2 separate regions of the Homo sapiens genome follow, and region 1 is linked to region 2. A link is an interaction called in ENCODE POLR2A ChIA-PET data of the cell type or tissue named here. Cell type or tissue: GM12878. All regions are shown on one strand. Each heading gives the region's core, and the rest is flanking DNA. Links, peaks and the distances in the headings are about the cores only.

Evidence for each region. ChIA-PET counts read pairs that join two places held together with the same protein. Peaks named below come from ENCODE experiments on the same cell type or tissue, not always from the same donor. Only the 100,000 strongest peaks of a DNase experiment are listed, where the experiment ranks them.
Region 1: POLR2A ChIA-PET joins it to region 2 with 5 read pairs; 2 of 35 experiments call an interaction of 5 or more read pairs at or near these places.

The regions. Positions count from the first base shown.
Region 1 is chr1:23,962,670-23,965,485 of GRCh38, forward strand. PNRC2 (proline rich nuclear receptor coactivator 2) reads left to right here. Exons shown (of 3, transcript NM_017761.4): 3 at 1-793. It overlaps SRSF10 (serine and arginine rich splicing factor 10), which reads right to left. Exons shown (of 6, transcript NM_054016.4): 6 at 1,678-2,816. Among named protein-coding and RNA genes, the nearest start is that of PNRC2, 4.2 kb to the left of the region's middle. In GM12878, for the core only: no CTCF peak of the experiment used is centred there; DNase peaks (open chromatin) are centred at 1,778 and 2,080; H3K4me3 peaks cover 1,266 bases; H3K27ac peaks cover 1,638 bases.
Region 2 is chr1:23,297,535-23,300,350 of GRCh38, forward strand. No RefSeq gene overlaps it. Among named protein-coding and RNA genes, the nearest start is that of LINC01355, 13 kb to the left of the region's middle. In GM12878, for the core only: no CTCF peak of the experiment used is centred there; no DNase peak of the experiment used is centred there.

The DNA of each region.
Region 1 (2,816 bases), core at 218-2,717, 670 kb after region 2:
AGCATATGTAAAGTTTTCTTGGCCTTTATCTTACAAAAATGGAGTATTTTAGTATGAATTTGCTGAATGTAAGACCGTGGACTGTTTTTTATAATATGGCCTAATTTTAAAGGTCCAAAATAACTTGTTTTTAAAGTTTGCCCTTGTGCTAAAGTGCCAGTGTATGTATGTTATACTTGATTTGGTTGTAAACTATATTTCAAAGTAAACCCTAGTGTAATAAGTTTTATAACTAAAAAGGTTTAAGCTGCTAAAACTATTTTTAAGAGATGTGAAATGCAGTATGGGACTATCTTTTTTTCCTCCTCTAAGCCCAAAGATTAACTAGAGTCCCTCCAACCTTATAGATTGTTGGCTTTCACAATCTTATAACCTAGGATACAGGTAGTTTCGAGTATGGTGCCAGTGATGTTTTGTTTTTGTTTGGTCAAGGGGTAGGTGCAACCCAATGGACCACTTATGCAAAAGATGTAAACTCTTGCATAATACATTGATAACATGTTTTGCCAACTTTAAATGCTTAAACATAAGCGAAACCAGTAGCAAGTATGTGGGTCAGCTTAAAAATTTTGATTGTTAATGCCCTATTTTCTAATTTGGCACCTCTTGATGCCTAAGCAGGTAAGCAGATGCCTAAGCTGTATTTCTCCAAATAAATCAAGATGAAGTACTGCCCAAGTTAAATATTGATAGCCTAAAGACAAGTTTATGTAGTACTTAATGTACATGATATGAATGTGAAGCATAAAATTAAATAAAATTTTTCCCCATTGGCTTGGTTTTATTTTAAAAATGGTTTTGATTGCTTAATATTCTTTTTAAAAATGTGTTTTACTTGTCACTGACTTGAAGCTCATAATACACTCACAATATTCCAAACTCTTGGATTTCTCAGACTCCAGAACTATGAACCACTACATTTCTGATCATATATATATACGTATATATAAAAAAGGTCACAACTAAAATGTGATAGGACTGTTGGCTTGAAAAGGGGCAACTAGTTTGCTGACTGATACAGAAGATACTAGGATTTGACAGCTATGCAGTTAAGCAACTACTTAGGATTTCTCTCTCCCAGTAGTGTTAATTAAAAAGCAAAAAAAAGGCCACACATGGAAAACATCGCAAAGCTTTTGAAAGTTAATTCCATGATCTAGGTTCATAGAAAAAAAATTATAAGCAAATTTATCAAGTTGACAAGAACCCTTGTGTTTTAAGTATGTTGACAAATGAAAAGTATATAAGGGGACCCCTCAGAAGAAAAGCATCACAACCACACCTTTCTGATACAGATTCCAAATGATAGGGCATCTTAAAACTAGTTTGAGTAATCCTTAAAATGCTACAACTAGTCCCATGGCAAAGCTGTATTATTTTCATGCAAACTAGTTAACAATTTGGAGTTAAGGCAGAACCAGCATTTGGGTGTTCATTTTGTTTCCAGGGTAATTTCTGTGAACAATGCCAAGGATTGCAGAATTGAACTTCATGTATTGGACAAATCTCAGCCTAGGTGTCTGTTAGTTTTTAAGCTATATATTGAATCTAGTGTATATATTGAATACACTAGATTTTTAGTGACTAATCTAGTAATACACTAGATTTTTGGTTTGACTCAAGCAAAATGAGTAAATGGAAGTGGGAGTGGAAGATTACCTAACTTCATACTTTAGGAAAGGTACTGATAAAAGTTTTGGTTAGCCTATATAGAGAATGGTGATAGGAATTTCCCAAGTCGATGCAATTGCGAGAACCAAAAATAGCTGGTACAGAGAACTTACCATGTAAGGCTGCTGAAGTCAGCCATACTGTGAACCTTAGGTAAATGCTGTAATTTCAATTTGTCTTCTTTTCGATGGCAGTTATACTATGATGGAATCCAGGTCCAAAACCTATCCTTAAGCTTAAAATAAATACTAATAAACTATCCTCTTCCCTAGAACTACAACACAGGAAAAAACCTGAAAGGTTTTGTGTAAGTTTCAGTTTCTAGTATTTTGGTTGCATTCTTGTAGGCAATTTGTAAAGCAAGAGGGACAGAGTGCATCTCTAAAACCTCTTACACAAATTAGGAAAAAGTTGTACCCAGGTGGTTACAAATCTAAGAGCAAAATCTTAAAAAAACCCAAGATTTATTTTTGGCTCCTAGACCAGTTTATTTCACTTTCCAGCATTCAAAGAAATGTGATCTGCAAAAAACTAGATACAAAGGCCTTTTACTTCTTTACAAACTACGGTTAGTTCTCAATGAATTTACATGCCTCACTTTTTATTCCAAGAAAAATCCCCATTATGCAATACAAGGGTGAAACAGCTGTTACAAATACACAGAAACATAATAAAGATAACCAACACTGTTAAGAGGAAGGGGAAGAGGAAAAAACCCAAGAGAAGGAAACTTTTCCACAGTGACTAGCAGAATGTCTTGTAGATAGCAATAACCGAAGACAAACAGGTTGCTCACTTCATCCTATTTATCAAGTCATCCTATCTAAAATGAGAATAGTTCATGCCTAGGATAGGCTAACTATAGGCTTTGCTAGTCCTCCTTCCTAATAGAATGCCCTCAGATTATTCCTGAGCTATCACTCAAGTCACAGATACTTCAGAATATAATCTTAGGTTTTGTAAACAGGAACATGGTCAAAATGCAATACAATGGAAAATCTCTACAAGAGAATGAGATTTGGAAAGCCATGCTTAGAGTCTCTGAGCCACACAACCATAAGATCTTCGAGTACGTTTAATCTCTCATCCAGGAACATTATCCATTTACCTTGTAAGGTTGTGAGAAATGAATAGCATAATATGCA
Region 2 (2,816 bases), core at 63-2,562:
TCTGCCTCCCAGATTCAAGTGATTCTCCCACCTCAGCCTCCTGAGTAGCTGGTGCTACAGGTGCACTCCACCACACTCGGCTAACTTTTGTGTTTTTTGGTAGAGATGGGGTTTCACCATGTTGGCCAGGCTGGTCTTAAACTCCTGACCTCAAGTGACCTGCCTGCCTCAGCCTCTCAAAGTGCTGGGATTACAGGCATGAGCCACCATGCCTGGCCCAATTACAATCTTTTGAAAAAATTTTATGAAACATTTATCCTTGTTTTGACTTACTTTCCAGATTAAAAGATAAGCAGGCACAGTGGCTCACACCTGTATAATCCCAGCACTTTGGGAGGCTAAGGCGGGCAGATCACTTGAGACCAGGAGTTCGTGACCAGCCTAGCCAACATGGTGAAACCCCATCTCTACTAAAAACACAAAAATTAGCTGGGCATGGTGGTGCGCACCTGTAATCCCAGCTACTCGGGAGGCCAGGCAGGAGAATCGCTTGAACCACGGAGGCAGAGGTTGCAGTGAGCCGAGATCATGCCACTGCACTCCAGCCTGGCGAAAGAGCAAGACTCCGTCTTAAAAAAAAAAAAAAAAAAAAAGAGTTTTTAAAACCATCTTTCTTTCTGTATCAGAGAAGATAACATTTCCTGTAAGAATACATATGGAAAGCAGGTTCTCTACACCCACCAATTTTACGGCCCAGCATAGTGGCTTCCGTTATGTGTAATTCTGTATCTTGCATACAAATGCACACACACACTCAGGTCTGATAAGTAAACCTTTTAACAAACTCTTCTATAATGGCCTTGAAAAATATAGGACTAAGTCCCAGCGCGCTGGCTCACGCCTGTAATCCCAGTACTTTGGGAGGTCGAGGCAGGCGGATCACCTGAGGTAAGGAGTTCAAGACCAGCCTGCCTGAAGTGGGGAAACCTGTCTCTACTATAAATTAAAAAATTAGCCAGGTGTGGTGGTACGCGCCTGGAATCCCAGCTACTCAGGAGGCTGAGGCAAGATAATCGATTGAACCTGGAAGGCAGAGGTTGCAGTGGGCTGAGATCATGCCACTGCACTCCAGCCTGGGCAACAGAGTGAGACCCTGTCTCAAAAAAAAAAAAAATGTATAGGACTGAAACTAAAAATTAGGCGATGGGATAGCTTAAAATATTTGCTTTTTGTTTTTGTTTTTTGAGATGATGTCTCACTGTATTGCCAAGGCTGGTCTCCAGGGATCCTCCTGCAATCTTTTCCAAACAAGTATTAAGTTTACCTAGGTTAAAAACTTTTTTTTTTTTTGAGACAGGGTCTCACTCTGTCACCCAAGTTGGAGTACAGGGGCCTGATCGCAGCTCACTACAACCTCGACTTCCCGGCCTCAAGTGATCCTCCTACCTCAGCCTCCCAGGTCTGGGTCTACAGAGGTGTGTCACCATGCCCAGCTAGTTTTTTAAATTTTTTGTAGAGATGGGGTTTCGCCATGTTGCCCAGGACAGTCTTGAACTTCTAGGCTCAAGCAATCCTCCCACCTTGGCCTCCCAAAGTGCTGGGATTACAGGCGTGAGCTACCATGCCCAGCCCAAAAGTGGCTTCCTAAAGACCAAAATCCAGTACGTTTTGGCTTAAATTTTTATAAATGATGAAAAAAGAGCAAAACAAATGACAACTATCAACATAAAACAAACAAAAAAGCCTAAGTAATCCTTAATTTCAGACAAAACTATATTAAATTCTAATTAGGTTAGCTTTATTTTAGACATAAAGAGCTTTTAAGTACACATAAACTTTACCACTTAGTTCTAACCTCACATTAGGTCTTTCTAATCTAGCAGTAAAGAATGTACACTTTAAGTCAGGCAGAAGAGGGTTTGAATCCTGGCCTTGCCACTTCATAGACAGGTGGTCAATAGCCACAAATATGAAATTACCTAATCTCAATCTTTGAGTTCCTTATATGTAAAGTAGGTAGGAAAAATACCACCTACCTTGCAGGGTTGTAAACTACATGATATACACAGAATATAAAATGCCTCCTTAGTACAGAGCATGGTACATAGCACTTACACCATAGTAGGTGTTATTAATCTATCATTTTAAAAAAAGCTCACCATGAAAAAAGAAACAGCAGAATGTTTTCCACCCATACTTCATCTACACTATTTTTATTTTTCAAGATAAAATTCTAGAGTGAAAATCAGACTTTAAAAAAAAATCACTGTTTTCAGGGATCACCGTCTAGCTCCTAACTTTATATAAAGATGGATACATTTGTCGTCTCTATTCTTCATGAGAATTTCCCAGCTGTTGATCTATGAAAATTGTTTTTATTTTATTTTTTGAGACAGGGTCTCACTCTGTAGCCCAAGCTGTAGTACAGTGGCGTGATCTCAGCTCACTGCAACCGCCGCCTCCAAGGCTCAAGCGATTCTCAAGCCTCAGCCTCCTGAGCAGCTGGGACTACAGGCGTGCACCACCATGCCTGGCTAAATTTTTGTATTTTAGTAGAGATGGAGTTTCACCATGTTGCCCAGGGTGGTCCAGAACTCCTGAGCTCAGGCGATCCGCCAGCCTCGGCTTCCCAAAGTGCTGAGATTACAGGTGTGAGTGACAGTGCCCGGCTGAAAGTTGTTTTTAAAAAGTCACCTTTAGGGCTGGGCATGGTGGCTCATGCCTGTAATCCCAGCACTTTGGGAGGCCGAGATTACTTGAGGTCAGGAGTTTCAGAGCAGCCTGGCCAACATGGTGAAACCCTATCTCTACTAAAAATACAAAAATTGTTGGGGCGTGGTGGCAGGTGCCTGTAATCCCAGCTACTCGGGAGGCTG